4 separate regions of the Mus musculus genome follow, and all the other regions are linked to region 1. The links are chromatin loops, found by intact Hi-C in ENCODE. Cell type or tissue: left cerebral cortex. All regions are shown on one strand. Links, peaks and the distances in the headings refer to the core of each region. The heading gives the core; the rest is flanking DNA. Region 1 holds the start of Kcnn3 (potassium intermediate/small conductance calcium-activated channel, subfamily N, member 3). Region 2 overlaps Kcnn3 (potassium intermediate/small conductance calcium-activated channel, subfamily N, member 3). Region 3 overlaps Kcnn3 (potassium intermediate/small conductance calcium-activated channel, subfamily N, member 3). Region 4 overlaps Kcnn3 (potassium intermediate/small conductance calcium-activated channel, subfamily N, member 3).

Region 1 (7,361 bases), core at 1,363-6,362:
ATTGCTTTTCTCCCAGACCCCTGGACCTGCATTCATCATGCGATGAATGACTCTCCCAGCAGCAGGTACAGTAGGTGGACGGGGCAGGTACGGCCTCACGAGATAAAGCAGAGAAGTTCAGAGTTAGGTAAGGCCCAGGGCTGCAGGCCATCAGTCACTCAGAGGAAAAAGAACCTGTCCCTCACCAGGGCCTTTAAATAGAAATGGCCATGGTAGGTACCCAAAATGACTGGTCACCTGGTCTATCCTCGGGCTTCCAGAATCATCAGCAAAGACAGGCAGGCACACAAGAATCCTAGCAAAGGAAAGTCCCTCATCCACCCTGAGTGTCTCTGGGCTCTTCTGTCACAGAGCCCATCCCCCTGTATCCCAAAGCTGGGGAGCTGACACCTCTCTCCCCAACAGCTGCCTCATGTGTAAAGACAGTCTCCAACCAGACCCAGATTCCTTGTAGAACTTTCTCCTCTGTCCTTGCGTCTTACTTTCCATCTAATCACAGAGAAAGAAGGTGTCTCTCTCCTCAGTCATCACAGACAGCCACAGCCGACCCCTCTTACATGAGCAGGTGCTCTGGTGGGCCTTGACCTCATCTGACTCAGTCTCCCCACCAGAAAGCTGGAAGCAGCCTTGCAGGGTATCCTGACTTCCAAGAATCACACAGCCAGCAGTGACAGAGCTGTAACTCCTGATTTGGTCCTATTCTTTGATATGACCCTCTTTGCCTCCGAGGTAGATAGGGACATTTGCCTCACTAAATAAACATTTTGTTGTTTCAATCCCATCCCCGAGGTACACAGGAAGTGGTCACCTCACTGACTGAGGCACGCAGGAGCTTCCTGGTCACTGTCCCTCAGTACCATCGCCACCAGAGAATCAACGACTTAGGAGTGGAGGAAGCACACACCTTGGGTGATATCACCCAGTCAACACTTACAGCCTCCCGGCCCGGGAAAACCTCTCTCCATCAGAGAAGATAGTCGTCCCTGCCCGGTGACACCCTACCCCCAAAACACATTCAGACAAATGATCATGGATCCCACACTCAGAGCCGGACACAGCCACTGACTCCTAGAAAAGCCATTTCCTTAACAGCCGCCATGGGGGCCACTGAAAAGAACATGCTAGCACCATGCCACACCTCCGGGATGTGGGCTTCCACGGATTCCCCCTAACAAGTGTTCCTAATTCCCAGGGGGGGGTTGCCAGCCCATCTCCTAAGCAGAGCACACAGCAAGAGAGGCAGCTCTAAGAAGGCAGGGAACAGAGGGACCTGCAGCCTCCCAGGCTCTCATTACAGGGAATGACTAAGTGAGCTGGGCTTCCAGGGGAAACCCCACTCTGCTCATGGAGAGGTCTGTTCATCCAGGAGCTATTTAGACTGAGGCAGCTTCCAAGTGCTCTGGCTTGGGCAGTCCCTGCAAAGCAGCAGGTCCCTGGAGGACTCTCTGCTGGGAAGTCTGGGCTCTGTCCATGCAGGTTGCCTGACAAGGAGCACTGCCCACATCAGGTTAAAGGGAGACTCTGGGAATGGGGGAAATCTGATCAGCACCTCCCAGGTTTTTGTGACTAGATCTCTACAAGGAATGTGACAGTCTCCAGCAGCTGTGCGCTGCCTGAAACAGGCTCTATTTGAAACCTCCAACAGCTGAGCCCCTCCCAGCTACCCGCCAGCCAGCCCAGCCACCCCTTGTCCAAAATGACAAACAAATACACAAATACACAGAACAAGCAGGCACTCACACGAGTACACATATACACATGCAAACACCAGCAAACTGGGACCAAGTGGTACAGTAGGGGAAACCGTTTGCCCAACAATTCCCTGCACCTCCAAGCCTTCTGGCATGCAGCTTCCTGGCAAATGCAGCATTGACAAAAACCCACCTTCCTCGACCTCCTTCCCCTCTGGGAAGGAAGCTCTCTCCTCCAACTGAAAGGATAGAGCAATGGAGCGTCCCCCACCCCACCCCACCCCCAAGACAGTGCCTTGTGCCTGCCGTTCTCCATCCAGCGTGCACACACACGTACACTCATCTTTATTTATCCCAAGGAGAAGGAGTTAGGGTGGGAGGGAAGAACCAGGGCTAAGCTGGGGTGCCGACTCCGCGGTGACCCGCTGGGGAAGCCCTGTCATCCCATCCTAAGGAGAGGCGCTCCCCGTTCCCCGAGTGATGGCAAGGCGGTGCCCATGCTCTGCCTGGGTAACACCTGTAGCCATTTTTATCAGGGCATGTTTACAAGGCAGCGGCAGGTTTATTCTGAGTCCTCTTTCCTGAGGGAAGAGACTGCTGATTTCCTCCACCTATATTTTTAACCCGGTGCCCTTGGGAGAGACTCGGGAACATCTCCATTTTACCCTGGAGTCTCTCTGGGAAGAGAAGGGAAATAGAAACTTGGGAAGGGGGGGGGGAGCTGGGGAACGGTACAGGATCCCCACCCCCACCCAGACATTTATTTCTTTTTTATGGGGGGGGGGGAATGGAGTGGAGCAGGGAGGGGAGGCGAGGAGGGAAGTAGCAGGAACTGGCAAACACATCAAGGCAGAGTGTAATTAATTGGTGCGTTAAGCTGCTGGGTTATGCTTTAGTACGCGTGAGCCCGGAGGAAAAGAGCGATTTCTCAGAAGGGATTCTTTAATCCTCCCAAACACAGAGTCTGCACATTAGACACAGTGTGTGGGGATGTCCCCACAAAGGGAAGCAAGAAAGGAATTCTCACAGGACCATGGAAGAAAAACATGGGAAGTTAGGAAATCTCTCAAAATCAATCTCTCTCTCTCTCTCTCTCTCTCTCTCTCTCTCTCTCTCTCTCTCGTCTACATACTCCTTTTGTTGAATGTATAAAGAGAAACCACAGTCCCTACCTTTGAGTACAAACCCCAAGACAGTTCGGTCTCTATCACCATAACAACAATTCCAAACATCCCAAAAATCAGAGCATAGTCACTCAGTCGCTTTCTCTTTTCAAACAGGGCCCTCCTGTGTCCCAGCTTATAGCCAATGTTTTGGTTTTTCCGCTTGTTGGCTTTGGGGAAGGTGGTGCTGCCGGCCGTGGTGCCGGCATGCTGGTGGTTGTGGGTAGCGTTGGGGTGATGGAGCAGAGTCTGGTGGGCATGGTTATCCTCCCTGGAGGAGATGATAATCTCTGGGGGGTTGCTGGGACTGAAGAGCTGGAGGGGTTGGCCCTCAGGCTCAGCCTCGATAAGGTTTCTCCGAGAGGCGCTGAGGCGGCTGAGGGGCTTCATGACCCCACCGCTGTATTTGCAGGAGCTCATAGCTATCTCCGTGAAGGGATTGCTGTCCCGCCGGTGCACCAGGGGGCTGGCCTGCCGGTGCCGGCTGCCTCCACCGGGCCCACTTGTGGCTGTGGAACTTGGAGAGTGGCCAAGCAAGTGGTCATTGAGATTTAGCTGGCTGCCTTGCCTGGAGGAAGGGTGGAGGATGGCGGTAGAGTTGGCTGAAGTGGGGGCCCTGAACGCCGTGGGAGAAGAGTGCAACAGACCAGGATGGACAAGCTGGCTCTGGAGTTGGGCAAGCTGAGGCAGGGGGTGCAGTGGAGCCTGCTGCTGCTGCTGCTGCGACTGCTGCTGCTGCTGCTGCTGCGACTGTTGCTGCTGAGGCTGCGGAGGCTGAGGCTGCAGCAAGGGTCCCGGAGGCTGCTGGGGGACTGCTGGTGGCGCTGGCGGTGGTGGCGGTTGCTGCTGCTGCTGTTGCTCGTCCCCAGAAGATGGACAGGGACACTTGGGGTCTTCATCCAGGTCCCCCACCCCCGAGTCATGGAAGTGCCCAGAAGTGTCCATCTTGGGGCCTGGCTGAGTTCCCTGCAGCACGACCCTCCACCCCAAAGCCACCCTCGTTCCAAAGATGACCTCAAAGAAAGCCAGGCATCCAAGATTCCCCACCAGAAGTGTCTTGGCTCCAGTCCTCTCTCTTTGGTTTGCTTCAGTTCTCTGGGGCTGCCACTCGAGTATGCATTGTATTGGGCGGGTAGAAAAGCCAGGAGAGGAGCCGGGGGAAGGAGGAAGGGGCGAAAAGAACTCTATTCTGAAGGCGGTCCTCTAGGAGTGTATGAAGCAGACTCAGCTTCACTCCTCGCTGGCTCAATAGCTTCGCTCTCCTCCTCCTGACACTGTTATATGGCAAGCCAAGCCCACTTATTAGCCAGCGGTTTCATTGGCTTGGCTTAACTCTCCAACCCCTCCAAACTCCGCCTCCCTCTCAGGCTCCGCCTCCAAGAAGGGGCCTGCCATCCTTCGCTCCTCGCCGGGTGGCAGCGCAACGAGGGCTGGGAACTGTAGTTTTTGCTCCAAGACCACTACCACTCCAACCCCTCCACACTCCACCCGCAAGCTGAGCACCTGCCTTCTTTCCTCTGAAAGGTACGGTCAGGATACTGATGCCCACAGCAATCCCGGCTGAATGTTGGCGCTGGGGCGATGAAAGGAAGGGATCGAGAGCACCCTAAAGGGGAAGCTGTCACCATGCTGGGGAAACCGGGACCGGAGGACAAACGTTGATTAATAGCCAGTATCTGTACAGGTTGTTTTACACATTGGATTCCAGGTACATCTTCCAAAAGCCCAAGGGGATAGGGACTGTGCTCATATTTTACAAAGAAAATTAACACCGGGAGGCATTGAGCATAAACTGACAGAAGCAGAAGGGACCCACTCCTGACAGGGAGAAGCTCACCTACCTACCACTGTCAGAGCACCTGCGCTGTGTACAGGAGCCTCTGTTATTTCCAATCCTCACATCAACCCTATGAAGTGACGTCATCATCCTAAAAAAAGAAATAAAAGAAGGAAAAAGGAAAGAAAAGAAGCCCACTCACACGCAGATAAGAAATATGGCTCTTGTCACCCAGCTTGTAATTAAAGGCACTAGGATTTGAGCAGAGATCAGCCTGAGTCCACCACTCTTCTTCCGCTGCCTAGATGCTCCCCCCCCCCCATGATGATCAACACACAGTGGCTGTTCAATAAATAGTATCCACATGATGGATGGGAAAGGGCCAAAGAGAATCTGTCAAGGAAGAGCCAACTTCCCCAAAGCAGGATGTTTTAGTAACCTGGATCCAGCCTCTTCCAGAACAGCTGGGTCTGGAGTCACCTCAGGGTCGATGAGGACGACTGGAAATCCCAGTGGCTCCATGTCTGATCTGCCCCATGGGTCTCTGAGAGTCAGAGCTGGAAACAGCTGCTGGCTTCCCTGGTTCAGACTCCTCCTCATAAAGTATTTATTAGACTCCCACTGTGTGCAGAAGACTCTCCAAGGGGACAAGACCAGAGATGAATTTATTTCCATTTTTAATTGGGACAGCCTTAGCAATTGGGGGGGGGAGTGCTATGAATTCCTCTAGGCACACCTGGGCTCTAAGAGGGAGCATCTTCCTATCCACTTCCCAGCTCCCCACCATCCTCAGGCCTCTGTCTAGTGTCTCCCCTAGATAAGTGTGGAAGTACACATATCCAGATGCATGTGTGTGGTCACACCCGTGTACAGGTATGAGCACACACTTGCTCACACACACCCATCATGCTTCCAGAGCTTTCCCCCTGAATAGCAAGCATCAAATCGCCATGCCAGGGAGCATGGTAGAGTTCCCACCAATGAGCTGAGTGCCCTCTGCATACCAGTCCTCGCCTCTGCAAGCTGCTATGAAGACTGAGAGTAAACTGCTTGCACCATAAACCACACCCTCAGCTACCTGATAATGACAATCAATCTTGCACAAGATTGCTATCAATGATGATGGAGCAATGTGTACATACACACACACACACATGCACTCATGTGCACACGCCCTGGTACAAGCCTAGTGTCTCAGGCACATTTCCATCATCAGACAGGCCCCCAAGTCCCTACCTTACTTTCCAACATGGTCAGCCTGCCCAGTCCCTCTTCTCACCTGCCTCCTTCATTTCCCTCCCTCTTCAATCCGCAGAGTCAACAGTCTGACTCAAGGCTCCAGATCACATGATTAGGTTTTATGATCGAAAATAAATTAATACTAATACATTGTTAGAAGCAAAAATGTGCTGCTAGTACTGGACTTTCATGACAGATATAGATTCTGTGCTGCGGAAAATTAATTTCTAGGCCTGGAAGTTTCTTTGCCCACTCTACCACAATAGGTTGTCTTCTGCCTCCACTAACCTTCCTGGGTCACAGCAGGATCCAAATAGGGCAGGTATGCCACTATCCTGGATAGAGCTGCTCTACAGCCAGAGCCCAGAGGTTCACCTGGGAGTGGTCTAAACTTGAAACTGATGCTCCCACCCTGGGTGCAGCAACTTTGTCCTGAGAAAAGGTAGATGGGGTGTACTTAAAGCTGGAGCACACGCATACAGTGGTTCACAAACAATCATAACTCTAATTCCAGGAGATTGGATGCCCTCTTCTGATCTCTGTGAGCAGTAAACACACACCGGTGCACATACATACCCGAGGGCCAGTCCTGACTGCCATGGATGGTCATTCAGCATAAATAAGATGCACTTCGATCCACAGCTTCCTACTCTGTAAAATAAAAGAAATGAGGGTCCCCAGCTCCTGTGAGCCGATATATGGATCCTATCCCACTCCAACCCTCAGACCTCCTACATCACCGTACATAGCAACCTTGCCCCTCCAGTGTGCTGGGTGGGGCTGCACAGTACTGGTTGGTTGGTTTGAGACAGGGTCTCTTTATGTAGACCTGGCTGTCATGGGTCTTGATATGTAAACCAAACTAGCTTCAAACTCACAAAGATAAACCCGACTCTGCTTTCCAAGTTCTGGGATCAAAGGTGTATGCCACCACACCCAGCAATATTAGTTTTTAAAAGCCCACTGTGACAGGTTGCCTGAACTCCAGTTCACCAGTGGCACAATGGCAACTTGAAGTCTTTTGTGGTGGGAATGTTTACCCACAGAATGTACAAATGTGTCCTTCAGGGCTTGTTCCCCTCCCCCACCCCAAGTGGCTACTAAGTTTTTACCAGCTTGTAAGCATCTTTCCAACTGCTCTGAGCCATACTCTACCTAGTGTCTTCCCACTGCTGTTACATGTCCAAGTGTAAGAAACTCCCAGTGCCACCCCCTGAGCCCACGACCATGTCTATACACCACAACCCATGAGTTGAGAGCATTCTGAGACAATTGAGACTGAGGCATTAGACAGGTTTTTAAGACTTGCCTATAAATAGTAATCAGTAATAAGTGGCATAACTAGAGCGGAGCACAGGTCTGTCCCTGTCCAATAGGCAACCCTTGAAGCTTACATTGTTTCTATAGAGAGAAGTTATAGTTACATAGGTGACAAATAGCAACAACACAAATCCCAACAAGTAGCCAAGAAACTAGAGTTTGTTAAGACAA
Region 2 (7,361 bases), core at 1,568-6,567, 69 kb before region 1:
TTCCAGGCATTCGGTGACTTACAAATATTAACTCCATACCCTTAACAAACCGCTGTGGGAGCCCAGTTATTTTTAAAGAGGAGGAAGCTGAGGCACGAGGAGACTAAATCACACAGCTGCTCGGCAGCTTAGCCTGGATCGACCCCTCTCCGGCCTCTCCAGCCTCTCCGGCCTTTCCAGCATGTCCATGTGTCAGATTCCTATTGCGGCCTCCACACACCACAGCATCACAGATGTGTGGTCTCATAGTTCGGGAGATCAGATGATGACTCTGCACTAAGTCCAGGTGTCGTGTAGGGTGGCTGAGGAATTGTACTTCCTGGCCCTCTCCAGCCCCCTCTCCTTCCCTCCCAGTCTTTTGGACCTCTTGTGACTCTGGCTTCACATCTTCCTCTGGGGTCAGGCCTCTCCGCCTCCCTGTTTACAAGAAACTTTGTGGTCAGCAGAGCCCTCAGATAACTCAGGACTGGCTCCCATCTCTGGGTCCTTGATTTAACTACACTTAATCTAGGGATTAAGGGTTGGGGGGTGGGGGGAAGGGATTGACTAAACCCACCAAGATGGCTCTTTTATAATTACACCACTTCCCCCTTTCCCTCCCAGGCAACATACAGAGTTTGATACCAGCCTGGAATACAAGAAACCTTGTCTCAGGAAAAAACCAAAATGGTAAATTTTATAATATGTGAATTTTTCCATAATTTGAAAAAGAAAGACTTCCTGCTCGGTGCTAACAGTTTTTGCAGGGCAGGAGCCACAGTCCGTCGTTCTGTCTGTTCTATAGCTGGTACATAGTAGGGCTCCACGAGGGTCTGCCCTGGACAACTGAATGGATCAAGAGCACGTCTGTGAACGTGTTTTAAAAGCCCTTCAGACTAGCGATTGAGTAACCGTGCCAAGTTTGGTTGCAGCAATGTAGCAGGGCAGAACAGGGAAAAAGGGGAGGAGGAGGCAGGAGTGGGGGCTCGTGAGCGGGAAGAGGAAGGGGCTCTCAGCTGGGTTTCTTTTTTTAAAAAGCTTTTCAAGTGGAGCTGTGTATTTTACTGATAACCTAGAGCTCTCTCCAACAAGAAAGACATCGTACTTAAAGCATGTGGACACTAACTATTGTGTTCTCTTGTGGCCAAATGAGTAGGTTGTAGTTTTCCAGAGAACTCTTGCAACCTCTTAATTGTTTGTGTGAATTTGGAAGGGGAAGACACACCTACCTCGAGAACTAACTCTCCTTCCTTGGATGATTCCAACCCTCAGAAATCTTGTCTTTTTCTTTCATCCCATATTGAAGAAAAAAATCACCCTTCTAACTAGCCAGGAAACCCTTGGAAGAAACAAACAACCCAAGCCACCATGATGGGTGGTTTCTGCTTCATGGCCATGGAGGGGTCAGAATCTCCAGGGAGAAGTATAGCTTCCAATGGAATTAAGGTGGAAATGGGCTGGTGGCCCTCACTGTGGCATCTTGATGAGGGATGAAGGGTCTGGATGTGGCTGGTGGGCCTCCCTTTGAGACTCATGCAGCTCCCAGGTGGCTTGTCCCCTCAGCTCCTCTCTCTGCTAGGCTCTTACAGCCATGCCAAATTCTCTCTTTTCACTGGGACCACACTAAATGGCCTTTCAACCAGCAGCACAGAGGATGTGGGCTGTTAGTGGATCTCAGTCGAGAAATGCAGGATAACAAAAGGAACCAGAATGTTCTGCAGGAAGCTGGTAGGGCTCCCCCTCCCCCTGGAGGAGAAAGGGTTTCAAAAGGATTTCTGCTGCTTTCCACAGCATCATAATCCCAGGATGGTGATTACAATCTGATGAGCTAATTCTGGTGACATCTAGGGGACATATGTCTCTGAAATGGGAAGGGGAATTTGCATGTTTTGTTGTAAGCATCCTGTACTCCAGTTTAACTATCCCTGAGGTGCTCTAACTACGGCAAAAAGGATTTGCCTAGAAGGACTTGCCAAACCCCAAGGAAGGAAGGGAGAGAAAGAGAGAGAAACCAAGGAAAGTTTCTCCCTGGGAAGTGTTTTCCTAACAAAGCCTAGACCTAGAGGTAAAGCCCACCACAAAGGCAGGGGAATGGCTCGGATGGATTCTGAACCCCCCTCCAGGCTGTTCATAAGACTTCCTTCCCTCACCTGGGATGCTCTGTCTCTGAAATGTAGACGAAAAGAAACAAAAGGCTCTCTGCATCCATGTCCTCCTTCATCCAGGTGGCAGGCAAATGTCTGCTTCTGTCTCCTGGATTCCAGCCAGACACAGGGAGCAGCACTCTGGTCTGAGAGCATCAGCTACACTAAAAAACCCCAAACAATCGCACTCAGAAAAGCATTTTGCACTACCAACACCACAAGCCAGGTCTTTCCACTCCAAATGGATATGGACAGTTCAATCCAGAAAGAAAGGGCTATTTAAAACTGTAATAAATCATGTGCCAAGTGAGGTGTCAGACATGCAAACCAGGAATGCTAAGTCAGAGTCTTCAAGCAGCAGGGCGGTGAACAACTGCTGGTGGCCTCCTCCCCTCCGTCCCGGGAGAAAGCCAGACAGGAAGCACCCACCTTGCTTTTTGGCCAGGCAGGTGCCCAAATGCCTGTAAGAGGCAGACAGAAGTTTACCCCAGCTGCCCTCACTGCACCTTATAGCAAACAGAAGAGATGAAGTGGTGAGGCACAGGGGAGCAACCAGGAAGGTCAGAAGACTCCAGTGCAGCCCAAGGGCAAGATCACCAGGCTGGAAGATAGACAGACCCCAGCTGAAAGTAATAAACCATGCTAATAGTTACCATGAATGAGCGTGATTAATGAACTCTTCAAAATATCAATGAATCATTAATAATTTTAATAATGGAAAAATAGTATATCCTGTAACTTACTTAAGATGCTGGGGGCTACTGCCATACTGCTGTGGATGTGGCAGAAACACAACACAAAATGACTGTAGTAAAATAGCTCCAAGAATGGCCAGAGCAGCCAGGTTAGGGGATGGAAGTGAAGAAACGCCAAAGACCAAAGTCATGACTGGGACAGAGCCTCAAGGAGTGGAGACCAAAAATGGTTTGCAGGCACTCCAGGCTGGGCATCTCACACTGCAGTGGCCCATAAGCTCACTGAGGAAGGATGGTGGGATAGATTGGTCATGTCTGCTGTGTGTGCGGCATAGGAACTCTATGACAAGTTGCCTGGAAGATGTAGAAGAGCTCATTGTTCACTGACCTGCGAAGAGCGATTTCTCACCCAGTCTGGGAACAGGGCTCTATGTAAGAAAGGAGGCCATTTCTTCATAGTTAGTACTCATGCCAGGACTTCAAACAACTGGGTGGGTCCATTATGAGTCTGCACTGGAGTTACTGAAGCATGCAGGCATCCTGTCAGCTCTTTCATACTTTCACAAAACATTCTCTGAAATGCCACTGATGGAGCCCTGGAAGAGGTGACGCCCCCCCAGCTCTCAGGAGGCAAAGCCAAGTGGATCTTTGTGAATTTGAGGCCATTCTGTTTTACATAGCAAACTCCAGACCAGGGCCATATAGTGAGACCATGTCTCAACAACAACAACAACAACAACAACCCTGCTATCTTGCCCAGGGGAACAGATAGACCACAATGGCCAAGTCCCAAAGTCTCAGTCTCTGTGTTCTTGTGACCTTGTGACGCTCACATTTTTATCATCCAAGAAAACAAAAACAAACAAACCTCTGGGAATTTGTTCCCTTTTGTATCACGGGGAGCTGGGTCCCTTCTCTGGCTTGATATTGTGCAAAGAATCTAGTCGCCCATTCAGACATATGCTTTGTGGACATATGAGGGAACATGAAGTCATATCCCAAAGCCACCTCTGCATGGGTGGTTTGAGTCCCTGCAGATAAAAAGAGGCTTTTTTAGGAGTGGTGGCTCAGGTCGGAGGTCGACTGAACTGCTGCCTAACAGTGGGTACACATTGTGGGGATCCATTCATTTACCAAGCGCTCCCTGAGCCCCTACTCTGTCTGATGCCATAGAGATTGGAGCTCCAGAGGTATGGCCATGGCTGCCCTTGAAGAGCTCAGGGAAGGGAAGAAGAGGTTTTTGCATGGCAGACAAGGACATAGGAGATGTCTATGTACACAAGGAAGAGAGAAGTTGGGGAGATAAAAGATACTTCACACAAGGGGATGGCATTTGGAACAAAGGATACATGACATGTGCAAAGGTCCAGAGATATGGGACCAAGGCTAGACAGAACCTCACAGTGACTGGAGAGTGTTTAAGGAGGTGGCATAAAGATGGCTTCAGAGCAGGGTGGGGCCAGCTCCAAGACAAGCTGTCTCATGGAGTCTAAACTGTATCAAAAGGACCATGAGTAAGTAACCTCAGGAAGCTTGCAGGCAAGGTCAAGGTCAAGGTTGCATGTGTGAGTCTGTCTGATGCCTGGCCAGCTGTGAAGAAAGAGGAAAGGACACAGAAAGGGAAGGAAGCAGGAGCACCAGGAAGAGGACCCCACTGTCATAGCACCGTGAGAGCCAGTGGGAGGCGATGAGTGGGATGGTTAAAAAAAAATGCTTAGTCGCTGGAGAAGTAACTGGCAGAGTGCTTGCCTAGCTGCCCAGGTCCCAGGCTCAATCCACTGTCAAAAGGATAAAGAAAGAAAACTTAATAAACATGCCCTGTGTCCCTTGGGAAATGCTCTAGGTTTACAATGAGCAGCAACTAAGGAGCTCAAAGAGCCTTCTTTCCCACCAGGTCCGCAGTTCTCGCAGAGCACAGCCGGGGCCCCTCTTCCTGGCCTCAGCTCCAGGTCTGAATCGCTTCCCTTCCCTGGTCTCCAGGGCTCTTCAGCCTGGAGTTATAGTTCATGGAGTACACATCTCCTGTCCCCAGCAGAAACACGCTGAAGGTTTGAAAGGACACTCCACACATTCCCACCGTGGGCACGTGCACATGAACACAGAGATGCTCTTGCACCAGTCCACAGAACTTTATAAGAGCGTTCAACTGGTTAAAACCTGAGAGGTGTGCAGGCTGTGACAGCTCACAACGATCAGGCTAAAAATGTGTGGCTAGGGAGACAAGTCATGACTGAAGAACCGACTCTGTCCATAAAACAGTCTGAGTTGTGTCTGCAGCCTGGGGCCTCAGGGCAGACCCAGCCCCTACAACTGTCTGCATGACAACTTCTCTGGCCACACGAATGGCAAACCCTCTCTGAGGTGTGCAAAATGCTTCAGTGGCACTTGTCAATCTCAGGCAGGAAATGAGGCGGCGCCCAGAGGACGGGATGCGCCTTTTCTATCGCGTGCCTTGCTTTGGTGATGAATGAAATGAAGCTGGTAGATTCAAAACAGCCGTGAAACCGGAAATGAGAAAAACATTTGGGAGGAGGTGCGCCAGGGTACTAACCTGCAGGGAGCTCACTCGGATTCATGAGTAGCCTAGGGTAGAGAGATTGTGGCCTAAATAAGGTGGCCCTGGGACACTGCCACCTCATTCCTAATTAGGCCAGTTCCAGAAGGAAGGGAGGTGCTCCACTGGGATATTTAGCTCACCCTTTCCTACAACAGGGGGTGTCAGAGCAGTGGCAGTAGACTCACAGACCTGGCCCTGCGGTGACATAAACGGTCACCTCATTTCTATGAAGATTCAGAACTCAGTCAACTGAACTGGAAACAGCCAAGGAAGATGGCTAAGAGCCCGGCAAACTAGAATTCAAATCCTGGTCCTTCTGTCCGCCAGCTGTGTGACTGGAGAGCTTAATTAGTCTCTAAGCCTCACTTTCCTGCGGATAATACTTCAGTATACAGGAAAAGGAAACAATACTAACAGAAGTAGATCTTGCGATATTCCAGTTACCATCAAAGAGCTCTGTCTCCCTTGAAACCCCAGCCTGATCCATCTCTCCTTCCATCATCTTCCACCATTGTCCTGGTTTCTTCACTGTCCTTCACCGAATTTACCGAAAACGCTTCTTTGGAGCCAGGGTCTCGGGTAGCTCAGGATGACCTTGAGCTTGCTGTGTAGCGAAGGGTGGCCTTGAACTTCTGATCCTGCCTCCACCTCCTTAGTACTAAAGACTGCAGGGTGCACCACCATGCCTGGCTACCCTGGCCTCTTTAAGACTTCCCTCATTATGGCCCACCCCTTCCCCTCCCTCTGGAGTGGAAACTCTGTGAGGGCAGGGTCAGATCTCTTCTGCCTGTTACTGCATCTCCAGTGCCTGGGATTGGGAAAATGACTGGTTTTAACTGGTGAGTGTGGAGCAGAGCCTCCCTCATGCCAAGTGCTTAAGGCTTAGCTAAAGTGCTGGACACTAAACAGGGCAAGTCTTCATACCAGGCTGTCTGGACTGTACTGGGTCTCCCACTGCTCCAGGCCTCAGCTTCCTCATCAGCTCAATCAGAGGACAGTCTGGAGATGGCTGCTGAGACCTGTGGTATCCTTGGGCTCTGTCTCTGACTCACTCATGGAGGTGACTGAACATACCCAAGTCCAAAGCTCATGCCCATTGGCGAAGCTTATGCAGGTATCTTTCGGCTTCATAAGTGCCACACAAATCAACTGTAGGAGCTTGTAGCGAGAGAGCAGCCCTGCAGATCTCAGAGCTTCTGTGGAACTAAGATTACAACTGTCTCTTCTGTCAGGGAACCTTATTGACAGAGCATGTGGCCTCCCAACTTGCACCACCCCACTAGCAGAAGTCATCTTGCTGGGCTACCCTCTCACTACAGGAGCTGGGTGCATGTCCTGAGAGGAGGTAGATTGGCATGCACCCACCCTGCCTTTTGTTATACCCTGGGCACATCCCTGAGCCACAGGAATTTCCTAGCAGTCTACATATATGCTTGACAGAGAGCAGGACAGCAGAGTCCTGGACAAATGTAAGACTCTCCAGAGCTAGTCTGGTTGTCACCTGGTAGGATAAGGACCCTCACGTGATTGAACATCACTCTACTCTAGCAGTCTCATACAGCTGCCTCCTGCCTGGGCACCTGTTCCCAGAGCAGCAACCCAAGACAGGTCTCCAAGGCCCACTGAGCAAACCCCCTCCCTGGATTCCTAGGAATACTAGGAAACATTTGGTCCAAACAACTAATTAGGACTCTATACTGAGCTCCCGAGCTCCAGCTGGCCCAAGCTCCAGCCTTGTTTCTCTGAGGGAGAAAAGGAGAGAGAGAGAGAGAGAGAGAGAGAGAGAGAGAGAGAGAGAGAGAGAGAGAGAGAGGGAGAGAGAGAGACCATCACCCAACCCAAGAGAGGCCCCTCCATGCTGTGTGTTATTAAGTGAAGGGCTCTGCCTCTTTCCTGGCTGCCCCCGACTAGAAGACCATTTATCCCTACAAACCAGCAGCAGGCCCTTTACATTCCGAAATGAAGTGTCAGCACACAATGACAGCT
Region 3 (7,361 bases), core at 629-5,628, 85 kb before region 1:
GTCTTTGGAGCTTGTTTTGTTTTGAGACAGGGTTTCACTATGTAGTCCTGGCAGGCCTGTGTTTTGTAGACTAGACTCACCTTGAACTCGCAGAGGTCTACTTGCTTCTCCTCCTAAGTGCTGGGGTTAAAGGTGTGCACAGCTGCCTACTGTTACTTAGCGTTTAAGCCCAGGGTCTCCTAAATGCCGGGCTGGTGTTTTTGCCACTGAGTCACATCTCCAGCACAGTCAGGGTCAGAGTCTTTCGAACGCCCACATCCTGACTGGCCAGCCTTGGGATGGGAGCAAGGAGGAGAAAGACTACCAACCCCACCCTCCCTAGCAGCTGACCATCAGTGGCAAACGCTTTCATCAAGTGTGCTACACAAAGAAGCCTCTGCCAAGCCCAAGGACCAAGTTTGGAGACTTCTACATAGCTGACCACATGGAGGCACCTGGGAGGTAACACCCCCACAGGCTCCCCGGCAGCTTCATACCCTTCTCGAACTCCTGCCCTTGGAGTCCACTCTAGGCTGCTGCTCACCAGGACTCTCTGAAACACCCCGAAGAATAACTGTGCAAATGTTTCCCTGAACTGTGCACTCGATTCCATCAGGTGACTCAAATCCAAGGCCCAGGGTCATGGGAGCCTGGACTCACAGCTCAGTCAGCCCCGTGTGGACTTTTGAAGTGGGACAGAGCTGAAGGACCAGGCCAGTAGCCAGTGGCATTTAATGTAGCTTCAAGTAGAGTGTTAAAGCTGGGTTAAACTGCAGAACACCCCCTTGTTGTTCTTGTTTGGCATGTGGACCGAACTCCCACAAATCGGAGTTGGATGGCTCAGCAATTGAGGACAATGACTGTTCTTCCAGAGGACCCAGGGTCAAACCCCAGCACCCACGTGCCATCTCACAACCATCTACAATTGCAAGATCTGACACCTCACACAGACATGCATGCAGGCAAACCACCAGTGCACATAAAATGACAATAAATACATTATTAGCACTCCCCAAAATCCAATGAGCAGAGGGAATGAGGAGAGCTGCTGGGTCCGTCTCTTTCTGCTCTCCACTGCCAAGTCCCTTCCAGCATGAAGGATCCAGCCTCCATGTGTTACTCTGTGCTAAGGAGGATTAAGAGTGCTTTTGTATTTAAAGGAGAAACAAAAGCAAGCAAACCCCACACCCCTGAGTCTCAGCAGGCCTGGCATGGGGGAAAGGGATGTTTCCTGTAGCAGTGAGCTTACAGGGCAGCCAGGTTCCTGACCCCAGCTCAGAAGGGGCAGCAAGTGTCTGCAGGCCACTCTGCACTCTTGGGTAATGCATGGAGCATTCATTGCATGGCTCCTGAGCCTACTGTTAGCCAGGTCTGGCTGGAACCCTGGGTGAGTAACTGAACCTCTCTGCCTCTCCATCCTCTTGCCTGGGGATGAGCCATCTGCTGCAGAGGCTACAACGGGTGCACTGCATCTATCATATACAATAGTATATCTGATCTTCAACAAACCCGCCATGCACCCCCCATGAGCAAAGCAGTCACTATTAGCTATTGTTAATATTAGCTATGCCTTCTTTTTAGCCGTATCTTGTTCTTTCCATACAATGAGGGCCGGGTTCGGCTGTCTCCATTTCTTTCTAACCCCAGTCTTCCTCAGAGCCCCGAATCCTGGGGCCATGTCATGAGGATGCACTCCAGCAGACATTCCCTGGGTGTCTACTACTGCCTTGTGCATACTCAGCTGAGATTCACATCTTGAGGGAGGCCCAGGCTTTGTCTCTGTGGAAGCCCTACTATGGGATTCCTCTGTGTTCTGTTCAGGAACTCCACTTTGGCCTTTCAACAAGCTTGGTCTTCTCTGTTGACAGCAACTCTGTCCCAAGCAACTGGGGCCTGCATAAGGCTGGAGCTATAGCCAGGACAATGGTGGTGTTCGCTATACCCTCTACAGAGGCTGCTTGTATACATCCATCTCCCTGGATGCCATCTGCTGCCATGCACCCCATGTGTTCTGCCCAGGTCCCCAGGGAACTACTGCCCTCCAACATGGCTTCTTCTAGCCTTTAGAGAAGACGTAGGGTGGAGGTCTTATGGCCTAACTTGGTTGGTGTTTGGGGGCAGTGAGCCTTGGAGGACAGGCATTCCCACTTGCACATCATGAAGGGAGAGTGACCTCTGAATCTTGCCTGGGACCAGTTCTGAAAGGCCAGTGAAAAGTCAGGATGGGAGAGAAAGAAGCCGATGATGTTGTAGAAGCTGGGGAAAGATGAGCTTAACCACAAATCCAGCATTCACAGAGGAGAAAAGACAGCTGTGTGGGGAGTTGAGGGCTGGTCACAGATTACATGAACTAAGGCTCCTGCTCCGCCCACTTCTGCCTGCAGTGGACTACCTCTGTGTCCTCCAAGGTCTGGACCCTACCCTTCTGCTTCGAAGGCAGTCACTGAGCATCCCCCTAACCCCTTTCCACTGCCTTCCCATGAGCCCCTTCATCCAAGGAGAAGACTCTAAAACCTGAGAGTCAAAGAGTCCCTGGCACACGAGATACAAATAGAAGGCAAACAGGTGAGTCACATGAGGTAGACAGCACATGTGTGCCGTGGAGGGCTGTGTGGAGATGGCCTTTCTTGCTTTTAGTGTCTGCCTGTGACATCTGTGTGCTGTGGGATCAAGTTCCAGACATCCTAGCAGCCCACTGAGAGGCAAAAGGGGAGGCTGTGGGGTGGGCCAGACTCTAACCTCACTGAGCCTCAGCTTCCCCTCTTCCTGTCCTGAGACCATACAGGGCCATAACCAATGTGAAACTCAATGAAGTCATAAACCAGTATTCAGCAAACACATTAGAGGCCTGCCGCCTGTAGGGAGAGGGTAAAGCAAAAACATCCAAGCAAGGCCCCTGGGTGAAGCTCAGTAGGGAAAGCAGAGGCCACCATGGGAATGCCTGGCTCAGGGGCCTCTGCTCATCAGGAACCATCCGTGGACAGGGGAAGGTACCAGCGCAGCACCAGGGGAGACTTCTCAGGGCAGTGCAGCCTAGGTTTTCCCAGGCCCCGATCTGTCAATTAGAAAGACAGATCTATGGCCATTTCCAAGGTGTCTGTCTGCTCCTAACTGCTATCCAACAGCCCGAGTCATGGCAACATGACTCTCTGGCCAAACTCTTTAAATACAAAATTAAAGCCTTCCATCCAGTAATAAAGAAGCACATTCAGTTGCTATAGTAACTGGGTTCATGCAGTAGGAACTGAAGCAATGAGTAACGGATTCCTTTGATTGCTTGGTGGAGACTGAGCTGATACATCATCTAAACGGAAGGATGGGGTCTCCCCACTGAGCTACACAGCTCAACAGGAAAGAACTGGCCTGGGGTGCTGTCCCCACTGGCCTCTCAGTTTCTTGATGCAAGGAAGATGGGCGTAGTAAGTCAGAAGCTGGTGAGCTGGCTGGAACCTCCCACATCAGGTGTTAGACCTCAGAGTCTGCTCGACTGTCTCCATTATGGGACACCTGCTCCTGGGCACTCCACTGACTAGTCTCTAGGTGGATCACAGAGATTGCTGCTAGAGCATTTATAAGCAGTGTGTACTTGGGGGAGGAGGTTGTTTGGAGTAGAGGAACAAGGAGAACTATTTCAGGCTGCAGACAGAGAGTACCTACTAAACAGGCATCATGACAGGGTTTGATGGCTCTGTAGAGCCGGGCATCTCCCAGAACATCCACGGCTCTCCTATACAGGACAGCCTTGTGCCTTCTACCCCTGGAATCACAGCTTTGTGGTGTGACCTCGCTTCCTGCAGATCACCCTGCAGCTCCTCTGCCTCCTGCTCATTCCTTGCCAATCACAAGTTTCAGTTATTTATTGGCCTTTTCTGCATTTCTGTCCGTCTTGTCACTTAGACCAATGGCTGTCAAAGTGGCTGCACATCAGAGCCACTTTGGAGGCCTGTTAAAATCCCTTTGCCTTGCACAACAGGGGCTTAGCAGAAGAAAGGGGAGGGAGGGGAAAGAAGGAAGGGGGAAGGGAAAGAAAAGCATCCCTCTGCCAAGGTCCATTCTCAGACCAAGAACCTGTGGGAGGTGGGTCAGGGAGGGGCTGACATTGGAGTGTTCGTACTTATTTTCTGATATAGCATCTGTTATCTAGCCCAGGTTGCCTCTGAACTTACAATCTCCCTGCCTCAGCATCCTGGGTCCTGGAGTTATTCTCTTTTTCTTTCTTCTTCTTCTTCCTCTTCCTCTTCCTCTTCCTCTTCCTCTTCCTCTTCTTCTTCTTCTTCTTCTTCTTCTTCTCCTCCTCCTCCTCCTCCTCCTCCTCCTTCTCTCTCTCTCTCTCTCTCTCTCTCTCTCTCTCTCTCTCTCTGTCTTTTTCCTCTGAGACAGGTTTTCTCTCTGTAGCCCTGGCTGTCCTGGAACTCACTCTGTAGACCAGGCTGGCCTCGAACTCAGAAATCCGCCTGCCTCTGCCTCCCAAGTGCTGGGATTAAAGGTGTGCGCCACCACTGCCCAGCCTTGGATTGTTCTTACAGCTCCTGGATACCAAAGGATAACCAGGGCTGGGACCCAGTGATTTCAGTGGGAGCTTCTCTTTGATCTCTACTATTGCCAATGCTTAAGCTCAATCTTAGCAAGTAGTAGATGTTTATTAAATGCTACCACTTATGTGACTTTGGGCAGCTAATCTTCCCTCTCTTGGGCAGTTTCCTCCTCTGAAGATAAAGATTTCATGATGGTCCCCAGTGTGCACTGTCTTAGGTTTCGGTCTCTGTGATAAAATGCCAGGACCAGGAGCAGCCTGGAGAGAAAAGGGCTTATTTGGCTTACAGATTACCGACTATCATTACATTAGGAGGAGCCGAAGCAGAAGCTGACGCAGAGGCCATGGAGGAAGGAATGCTGCTTACTGGCTTCCTCCCAGGCTCCCTCAGCCTGATTTTTGTTAGGACCACTGGCCCAGGGGTGGCCTCACCCACTCTGTCACGTCAGTCATTAATCAAGGAATGGAGGCATTTCTAAAACTGAGGCACCCTTTTTCCAGTTGACTCTAGCTTATGTCAAGCTGGGGATGGGGGAACCTAACTGGCACATGCATCCTGCTCTAAGGAGCCAGAATTCGGTGGCACTTTTCAGCCGGCGCCTCCTACCTAGCGTGTGTTCTGTGAGCTCCTTAGAGCAGAACCCATACTGGCTCGCTTGGCTTACAGCATTGCTGGCACACTGTGGCACTAAGTCAGCTTCTGTTGAATGAGTGACAACTCCTGCAGGAAATTCATCCCTAGGCCTATGGCTGCCAAAGGGCCTGGCAATACATCTTGCACCTTGGAGGATGCTGCCCCCTTCCCAGAGGATGGCCCACTCTGCAACAAACTGCCCCAGGTGATCTCCAACATCAGAAAGTTCCAGAGCTAACCTGGAACAGGCAGCTAGTATTATTTCTCAAAGTGACGTCTATTATTATATTTATTATGTTTGTTCGTTCGTTTGTGGAGATGCAGACGTGCCTGTGTGGAGAGCCAGAGGACGATTTGCTAGACCTGGTTCTTCCATCCCACCATGAGTTCTGGGGATTGAATGCACGGTCATCAGGCTTGCGGCTGAGCACCTTTGCCTATTGAACATCTTGCTGGTTCTGGAGTCAGAATCTCGAGTGGTGCTGGATCAGAGTGATCTGGGGGGAATGGGCAAGGAACCAATCACCTTGTCTCCACCAGGAACCAGTCACCCCCGGGGCTTGATCTCAATGGCTCAGCCTGACTGCCTCTGGTGGGTTTTGGAAAGGCCCTGGGTGATGCTGACAGGCGGCAAGAGCAGAGCTGCAGACAGCCCTGGAAGGGAGAGATGTCAGAGACAAGGAAGTTCTCTCCTGGCCCTGCCTGGGCTTGGCCTCCATTCCTGCTCCGTCCACTGACTCCTTGGGTAGGAAAAGAAACTCTGTCTCTAAATTGCTGAATTGTGCTGCCTCACACTGGAAAAGCTATTTTCCCCATTCCAGGGGTGGGGGAGGTCAGTCTGCAGAAGGGACATGTGGCACCACAGCCAGTGGACTTCCCAAAACTCTACTCCTTCCTCGGATGGTGGGAGGTTGCTCGGGGCTGGAGCCTTCTACTACCTCTCTTATTCCTGTGAGCGGGAGTTACTGCAATCCCAAGAGCTTCTGGAGGCTGGTTGACACAACAGAGTGATTCCTAATGTGCAGTAATTAGAGTCAAGCCAGAAGTAATTCAGTTCAACTCAGCTCAATTCAGTGAAACAACCAGCGAGAAACAACCAGCTTAGGCCATTGTAGGGACATAACACATGTCCCGGGTGCCAGTTTGCAGTCTCAAGTGGCTCTAGCATCAGAGAGGCACATGAGGACCCTCAAAGGAGAACTTGGGATTTCAGCACTGCTTGGAGACAAGTACCAGATGTCGATTACAGAAAATGTCCACAGAGCCACTTGCTACTGTGAGTATGGCATTGCCTCTTCGTCCTGCAAGAGGCATAGCCTATAGTTCAACATCTTGAGTTTAACCTGACCGAGTGCCTTTCTTTGGGAAATGGGATGTTATAAAATTCGATGCATCTGACATTTAGAAGATCAGTTCTATGGGGCTTGCTGCAGATATATGGCCTCGTTTTCTCTTTCACCTAACTTTGTCAGGGGGGACAGCAAGGCCTTCCTAGACCAGCACATGACCAAGCTCTGCACAGGACCACCACACTGAGCCCAGTTACACAGATGTACTCTTAAGCTATTGTCTTTCAGGGGCATTGCTATACAATACCACATCAACATATACTTATACTGATGTGTGCCTATAGATATTAGGACAGCTAGGTGATTGGCCTTCCACACCTGACACTTCCCTTTTCAGTACTCCTGCAGTGAGCTCTAGAAAGAGCCCACAATACCTATTGACACTCTCTAACCCCTGTAGTTATAGGGCTGGCCGGTCCAGGGGAGTGCGGGCCAAGATCATAGCCATCCCTCCTTCTGCCACCTTACGGAAACTTCATTTCAGACACCAAGAAATAAAGTGTTAAAGAGTTATTTTTCTGACCTGTTCCGTTATTTTAAAGCATTTTCTGGAAGTGTTTAAGGAAGTTCACTGGTGAGCAGAATTTATGGAGTGCCAGATCAGCTCGTCTCCTTAGCAGATCTAGGGAGTTCCGGGATTAGCTGGCAGGGGCGAAGGTATCCATTGCGAGTATCCGAACTCTGAGTAGCCACTGATGGTACCAAAGAAAATGATCTCAGAAAGCACACGGTGTGCCAGCGAGCGTTGAGCTTGCCCCAGATGCCTGCTCTCCACAGGCTAAGCTCAGAGGAGCCCCTGGCCCCTCCAGCTCACTAGGGTGCGACTTACTTCCTCCACACAGAGTCTCTCAGAGAAGCTCTATCA
Region 4 (7,361 bases), core at 1,814-6,813, 92 kb before region 1:
AACTGGAATTATAGGCATGTGTGAGCTACTATGTGGTTGGTGGGATTTGAACCCAGGTCCTCTGGAAGAGCAACCAGTTCTCTGAACCACTGAACCGTCTCTCCAGCCCCCCATTATTAATATCTTAATAATGAGTCTTGTTGTTTCGTTCGAATGGCAGAGGGGGTCACGTCACAGACTGCAGACTCTGTCAAGATGGCCTACTGGCTCTTAAAGTTTAGCGGGTGTGAGGAAACCAGTTTTGTTGTTTCTATGATTCTAGGTTGGCTAATCTTATGATTTGCTATGATTCCAGAAACAGTAGTGGTTATGTTAGAGGTGGACCCTACTGCTCTTCCGATCAGAAAGAAGGTGGTGTCTTGCTTGGCCTTTCCGGGTCTACCAACTCCTTGCCTATCTGTCAGCCATTCTGGAAAAGTTTTGTTTTTTTTTTTTCATGCATATCTTTGACTATATTTTTGTCCAAACTTCAACTTCATGGGCCCTGTCTGTGCTAACCACCTTCCACTCATCTCTCAGATTCTGAAACAACTTTTAAGATATTTGTTCATTCATTCATTCATTCATTCACTCATTCATTTATATTTCTGGAGGAAGGCAAGCGCACAGCCATGGAGGTCAGAGGACACCTGCACGAGCTGGTTCTCATGCCACCACATGGGTTCCAGAGCTCTAACTCCCATGAGCACTCTCTCTGGCCCTCTGGGGAAGCTTTTTAGCTGGCCCTCCACTTTCTACATTTGAAGAAAGTCATCATCACGAATGGGGATTTTCTTTTTCACAAAGTCGGTGCTCTGAGCACGTGCAGGTGTGTTTTCATTCCTCGACTGCTGTCTTCTTCGTAACAGAGACTGCTTCTTTCTCGCACTTTGAGGCATATCTCGTCTTCCAAGGCTGCTTTGGGTACCCCATAATTCATGTTCTTTTGCATCTTCGGGGTAATTTTTCTATTCCTTACTGAGGAGCAGGACCACCCTGACTGGTTTCTGGTAAAGAAGACCAACTTCTCATTTCCCCCAGCTAACGGTGGGACTAGAGGTGAGCCCCGCCCCCGCCCCGCCCCCAACGCATGGAATCCCTCCTGATTCATCATCCAGTTGCCTCAACCAGTCATTTACAAACACTTAAAAGCACAGACTTCTAACAGTAAAATAATTTTCAGTATATACCACCCTGCATGTGTGTGTGTGTGTGTGTGTGTGTGTGTGTGTGTGTGTTGAACACCTGTATATTAAATACAGGCTTAACTCAAATTATCTTAGATAAAATAGCTATGTCTAGAAGTGCTTACTATTTTCTCAGAGTTCCCACTTATCTTTGTGCAAGGTCCACAGTGGGGTGTGTGCCTCACCGAAGGCCCCGACACCGCAGTCCACAGTGGAGTGTGTGCTTCAGCGAAGGCCCCACCACTACCACCACAGTCTCAAGCCCCATTCTTAAGCTCTTTTTGGCTAAGCTCTGCTCAGCTCAGCATGGGGGCTTCCTTGATGAGCCTCATCCTGGAGACAAGCTCCAAACTGCTTTCCTCCAGTCACGTCCATTGCCATCTCAAGTCACACCCATTGCCCATTGCCCAATGGCATTGAACAATGCCCATTGTTCCTCTCTTCTCCTGCCTCAGAGCTTCACCAATCACCAACAGAGAACAAGAATGTAGGTTGGAACTGGGCATTGGTGTCCTATGCCTTTAATCCCAGCACTTGGGAGGCTGAGGCAGGTGGATCTCTCTGAGTTCGAGGCTAGCCTGGTCTACAGAGTGAATTCCAGGATAATCAGGACTACACAGAGAAACCCTGCCTTGAAAAACAAAAGCCTACCAACCAACCAGATAAACAAACAAACAAACAAAAAACAATAACAGAAAAGAATATAGTTTGGTCTTTCTTTCTCCTCTTGCTCTTCGTCCTTCTCTCCCTCCTCCTCCTCCTCCTCCTCCTCTTCCTCCTCCTGCTCTTCATCCACAGTTCTGAGAATCAACCCAAGGTCTCCTCCACGAGAGTCAAGTATTCTCCCCTGAGCTGTAACCCTAACCCCACAATGGCCTGGTTCTCGCTGACTCTACAGGCAAGATCTTTACATTTAAATTCTTCATTAAAATGCCTGTGTAAAAAATTAAAATTCACACAGTCAAAACCAAACACCTGCTGACAAGGCCTGAGCCCCTGAGGCAGACAGCCTGTGTACAGACTGTGGAGTCCTGGGAGGGAAGAATCCAAAAGGGCCCAGCCAGTCGAGAAGATGGAGAGGGTTTACATGCAAAGCAAGACTCAGGCTGTGTTTGTCAGAACTGTGGAGGCCTTTCCACTTCTTCCAAGGAGATAAACACGCGCAAGTAGGCGGCTAGAATATTGTTCAGCGTGTGCAGGGAAAGCCGACTTCCCTGGCCTGGCGCACTGGGACCTGGGGCCTCCACTGTTCCCCTTCGACTGCTGCTTGGCATTTGACAGTGTTTAATGAGGAGGTTCCTGGGGTGGCCCTGGGAGGCCTGTGGGAGGTGGGCACGCAGCCAAGAGAATCCTGGAGAATGCTGAGCGCTGCAACTGTCAGGCTCCGGAGGCAGTGATGTAATGCATCTCTGGGGTCCCAGCAAAACAAGCCTCCAATGTTGCTACTGCCCTCCTGGCAACCAGGTGCTGCTCTCCCAACACAGGGCTCCTCTGCGCCATTATTAACTCCCGTCTGTCCTTGGCAGGAGGAGATGTAAAAACATTTATTGTCCCATTAAAAACCAACCCCACATAGGAGAAATGACTTCTGGAACACATCTTGCTAAAGAGGATTTCCATAGCAACTTCAGAAGTGTGTGTATACAGCTAGAGATAAGTCCAGCTGAGGGAGGCCACCCGGGCTGTATGCAAATCCTAGTCGGGGCAACAGCAGACAGGACAGGTTCTAGAACCTGTCATGGTGCATAATGCCAATGACAAGCCACCTTCACTAACATCAGAGGTAGCAGAGCCATCATCGGATCAAACTGAGAGAGCTCAAGGTCATCTTTTCCGTATACTCCTCCCACCCTGGCCCAATCCTCCAGTCCCCCAGCGAAACCCATGTCTCAGTGTCCCAGCCAGTCATGCTTAGGATGTGGCCTTGGAAAGCGCAGGGTCACCTACAGATCTAAAAGAAACTCGCTGGCCATTCCAAGAGAAGAGCTTTGTCTGATTACCCGAGTTCTGTACATGTTTCCCAGTACTATAGGTCGGACTCTGAGCAAGAGTCAAAGACTGTGAGATCTGGAGACAGAAACTTAGGGGAAGGGGATGCTCTCAGAATCAGCACAGGAAGTGGGACACAGGCTAGGTGTGGGAATAGAAACCTCAGGTGACTCCTTAGGGACCCCTAGAGTCTGATGACCCTAGACAGTTATCCTTTAGGGCAGTGGTTCTCAGCCTTCCTAATGCTGAGACCTTTTAATAGAGCTCCTCATGTGGTGACTCCAACCACAAAATTATTCTATTGCTGCTTCATAATTGTAATTTTACTACTGTTATGAATTATAATGTAAATATCTGACATGCAGATGGTCTTAGGCAGACCTCTGAAAGGGTCATTCAAACCCCATAAGGTGAGAACCACTGCTCTAGGAGGTAAAGGGGCCTTTAAATTCTACTTTATACCCTATCAGTGGCTCCCTGCCACCCCTGAGTCAGGCAGCTCCCTTGAGAGGTGGCGTTTCACAGCCAGCGCAATACCAGGTGGAAGTGATTGGTGTTCAAATCAACACAGGGCAGAGTGGGTGCACTCTATCCACTTAAATACACATACACACACAAACGTGCATGCACACCCACACATGTACACAGGCACATACACACATGAACAAACAAAAACGCATGTGCACACACATGAAGACTTCACTGAGCATAAAGACAGCCCTGGAAACGGCATGACAAAGCGATCAAGGACACAGACATCTGAGAAGACCAAAGGACAAGCCTGGCATTTTTGTGTCACCACAGTAACCCTCAGACCTCAGAGTGGGGATGTGTCTAGGGCAGTCTAGAGCACAATTTCCTGTCCCTGCAGGATCCAGCCTGGGTTGACAAGGTAAATTTGAAGTTTGGAATTGAACTCATGCTTACGCCCTGACTGTGCACTTAGGAGCCCTGAGACCTCAAACCACGCTCTCTCCAGCAGCCAGCCCTAAGGTGAGGACAGACTGGCTTCCTTGAGTCTGCCGCTGGGTTAGGCTGGGATAGCATGAAGCACGTGATACAAAACCAGCACAGAGTGAGAAGCAGTAGCAGGATGTGTTCCTGTGCTCAGCACCACATATGCCTAAGCCACCTCTGAGCCTGTGATCACAAAGTCTGTTCCCTAGAGGGCAGACTATGGGAGGCTCTGGCTTGCTTGGTTTCCCGATGTTCAACTGACGCTCAGAAGCCATGTTTGCAACAAGAGTAACTGTGGGGGCTTCTGTGACAGCACAGGCAAACCTAGTTTAACAAGGGCTAGTCTTGTCTAACCTGGGCTAATGGAGACTAACACAATCTACTGCAGCCTAATGCAAACTAACTTCATCTAACCAGACAAGTCCAGCCTGAACTTGGGAGCTTTGAAGGGAGTTCAATGTCAACTAAGATCCAAAGACTTCTGTAAACAAGGCCCTTCAAAATGTGGCTATTCTTCAGAAATGAATAAATAAGCCACCACACTTGTGACAGTTTTAATAAACAATAAAACTCACTTGTAGGTACCTGGTTGTATGTTTAACCAGCCTATTCATCTGAAATACATGCCAGACAAGTATTCATGAAATACATGTATTTCAAAAGAAAAACCTCAAGTGCCCCAAAGGGCTATACAAATGGAATCACCACTGTTGGAAAGCCTGGCTTCTGATGATTAGAAAGGAAAATAGGATGAGTATCAGTGGGCATTTGGTAGCAGTCTGTCTATCCTGGTTATTTAAAAAAGGCAGCCACAAAGATCCCGAGTTACCCGGGGATTACACAATGTGTGGCAAGGTACAGTTTGCAAGGATTGCTTTGCTTGGCTCTAACAATGAATCCTATAAAGCAGGAATTATTATTCTTCATTCATCATTGAATCCCAGGAAGGCAGAGTGACTGGTATTCCTCAGCAGAGAGTCCCATGAGGCAGCCAGCGTGGTAGTGCACACCTGCCATCCCAGCATAGTGAGGCAGGAAATAGGACCGAGGGGTCACAAGTTCTACCCTGTCTCAAATAACGAGCAAGATGGTTCCGTGAGGAGTTGTGGGTAGGAAGCAGAGCACCATTTCTCTGTCATAGGAAAGGTTTGTGAAGAGCTGTTTGGTAAGGATTCCTGCTTGGAAGAGAAACTTAGCTGCTGAGATATGGTAGGGCTCTGGGTGGTGTCGCTTAGGGCTCTCTGTTCCCCAGAGAGAACAGCTTGGTTCTCAGAGGCTGCTCCTCTCATATAAGGACCATGTTCTGGGCAGAACAATGCCTCTGTCTGAAATCAGAAAGCCATACCTACTGGCTGAATATCCCAAAGCCAGTGGGAAATCTCATTCGTGGCTCCCATGTGCTAACTATTCAGCCAGCTGTCTGCTTGAATTCTCTGCCTTGTTTTATCTCAGCTCAGAGATGGGCATGTGGGAGATCTGACAGTCAAATCGCAAGTGCTGATGCACTAAGGACAGCTACCAGGACCTGTGTAAGCAGCATGGATTTTCCTCAGTGCCTTCCCACACCAAAGCGCTCTATCTCGGGACCATGGCCTTATTCTAATTCAGGTGACACTCAATTTGAAACCACGGCTTCTCGGGCAGACGCTACACAGGAAATCTGATTAGAACGAGACACGGTCAGCTTGAAAGGGACAGGTGTCACCAACAGGGCCTGAGGGGTACAGCGGAGTGGTGGTATCATCCTAATGGGGAGCCACAAGGGTGGATGTTCTGAGAGCTGTCAGGTCATGGCAGAGCCCTGGGTCTCTGGGAGACCACAGTCCCTCCGTCCACTCCCATCTGCAGACCTCCGAATCACCGCCCAGCCTCATAAAGCCTCAGTCTGTCTCACCACCATAGTGATTCTCCAACTTTAAAGTGCACATGAATCAAAGCAGGACACTGCTAAAAGGCCACTGCTGCTTCAGTAACTCTGGGGCTAAGCTCTGTGCTCTAACAAGTCTCCCGGTGATGCTGATGCTGTCAATCAGTGGACCAAACCTTGAGCAGAGACATATCACTAGAGGTGTGTGATTAAAAATAAAAGATCTGTGGGCAAAAATTAATTATATGAGGAAATTTGAACTAAGCAAAAACAAATAGGCTTCATCACTGCAGGGCTTTTCCAAGCCCTATACACATTTGCAAGCATCATTAATCTCTAAGAGGAGAACATTCAAAACCTTGTCAATCAATAAATACTGTGGTTAAAGATGTAACCAGGGTGCTAGAGAGATGACCCAATGGTTAAGAGGGCTGATTGTTCTTCCAGAGGTCCGGAGTTCAATTCCCAGCAACCACATGGTGGCTCACAACCATCTATAATGGAATCTGATGGCCTCTTCTGGTGTGTCTGAAGAATACGGTGTACTCATATACATTAAATAAATGAATAAATAAATAAATATTATAAAAGGGGGAGGTGTGACACTTTGGTCTAAAAGAAGAAACAAACGTTAGTTATATATGTTTTTCCCAGCTTACCTGGGCTCCAATGTTCCAATATTCTACACCAGCTCTGCCCTCCTCTTCTTGTTCTCATTTTCTCCTTTGAGGAATCTGAGACCATTCCAGCCTCCTCCATCAGACCTTAGACCTGGACATCCCTGCTCCTTGTCCCTCCCCCATCCCACGCTCAGGGTCTCCCTGAAATACCTTTCACAGACTCGCACAGTCCAGGCAGCGATGATCCACAGAGAGATGCTGAACACCAGCAGCACCGTGCCAGGGCAGATGGTCATGAGCGTCTTCATGACGAATCGGGTGTTGAAGTTGATCTTGTTGAGGGCCCCGATGCTTCGGGAGGAGGCATCAGTGAAGAGTTTGCTATGGAGCAGCATGACCCGGGCGATCAGGTACAGGCGCAGGAACATGGGGATGGACAGAATAATGTCCACGTCAGCCTCTGCCCGAGATGGGGTATAGGAGAAGGCCAGGCGTGCAGTCCAGAAGAACTTGTACTCTCCAGGGATGGGGTGGATGGCGCACACCAGCATCTCCAGGCTGATGTAGAGGATACGCTCGTAGGTCATGGCTATCCGCCAGTCATCTGCACCATTGTCGATCACAAAGAGCTGGAGGAGTGAAGAGCACATTAGTGTGGCCAGGACAGGTGAGCAGGAGTGTCACACAAGAGGCAGGGTGGGGGTGCTGGGGGTCCAAGAGCCTGACCACCTCAGGGGCAGGCTAGGAGCCTACCTGTGTGAG

Evidence for each region. Hi-C counts contacts between places; a loop is a spot of excess contacts. Peaks named below come from ENCODE experiments on the same cell type or tissue, not always from the same donor. Only the 100,000 strongest peaks of a DNase experiment are listed, where the experiment ranks them.
Region 2: it touches region 1 in a loop (2.3-fold over the local background); 5 of 42 quality-filtered maps call a loop at or near these places.
Region 3: a loop joins it to region 1, with 2.5 times the contacts of the local background. A loop is called at or near these places in 8 of 42 quality-filtered maps.
Region 4: a loop joins it to region 1, with 2.0 times the contacts of the local background. A loop is called at or near these places in 7 of 42 quality-filtered maps.

What each region holds. Positions count from the first base shown.
Region 1 is chr3:89,516,907-89,524,267 of GRCm38, reverse strand. Kcnn3 (potassium intermediate/small conductance calcium-activated channel, subfamily N, member 3) reads right to left here and starts at 4,104. Exons shown (of 8, transcript NM_080466.2): 1 at 2,864-4,104. The coding sequence starts at 3,799. In left cerebral cortex, for the core only: no CTCF peak of the experiment used is centred there; DNase peaks (open chromatin) are centred at 2,642, 3,013, 3,469, 4,181 and 2 more places; H3K4me3 peaks cover 3,396 bases; H3K27ac peaks cover 1,822 bases.
Region 2 is chr3:89,586,534-89,593,894 of GRCm38, reverse strand. All of the region lies in intron 2 of Kcnn3 (potassium intermediate/small conductance calcium-activated channel, subfamily N, member 3), which reads right to left. Among named protein-coding and RNA genes, the nearest start is that of Kcnn3, 70 kb to the right of the region's middle. In left cerebral cortex, for the core only: no CTCF peak of the experiment used is centred there; DNase peaks (open chromatin) are centred at 2,247, 2,450, 4,476 and 5,610; H3K27ac peaks cover 463 bases.
Region 3 is chr3:89,601,304-89,608,664 of GRCm38, reverse strand. All of the region lies in intron 2 of Kcnn3 (potassium intermediate/small conductance calcium-activated channel, subfamily N, member 3), which reads right to left. Among named protein-coding and RNA genes, the nearest start is that of Kcnn3, 85 kb to the right of the region's middle. In left cerebral cortex, for the core only: no CTCF peak of the experiment used is centred there; DNase peaks (open chromatin) are centred at 3,263 and 5,144.
Region 4 is chr3:89,609,185-89,616,545 of GRCm38, reverse strand. Kcnn3 (potassium intermediate/small conductance calcium-activated channel, subfamily N, member 3) reads right to left here. Exons shown (of 8, transcript NM_080466.2): 3 at 6,810-7,228. Among named protein-coding and RNA genes, the nearest start is that of Kcnn3, 93 kb to the right of the region's middle. In left cerebral cortex, for the core only: a CTCF peak has its summit at 4,321; a DNase peak (open chromatin) is centred at 2,437; H3K27ac peaks cover 483 bases.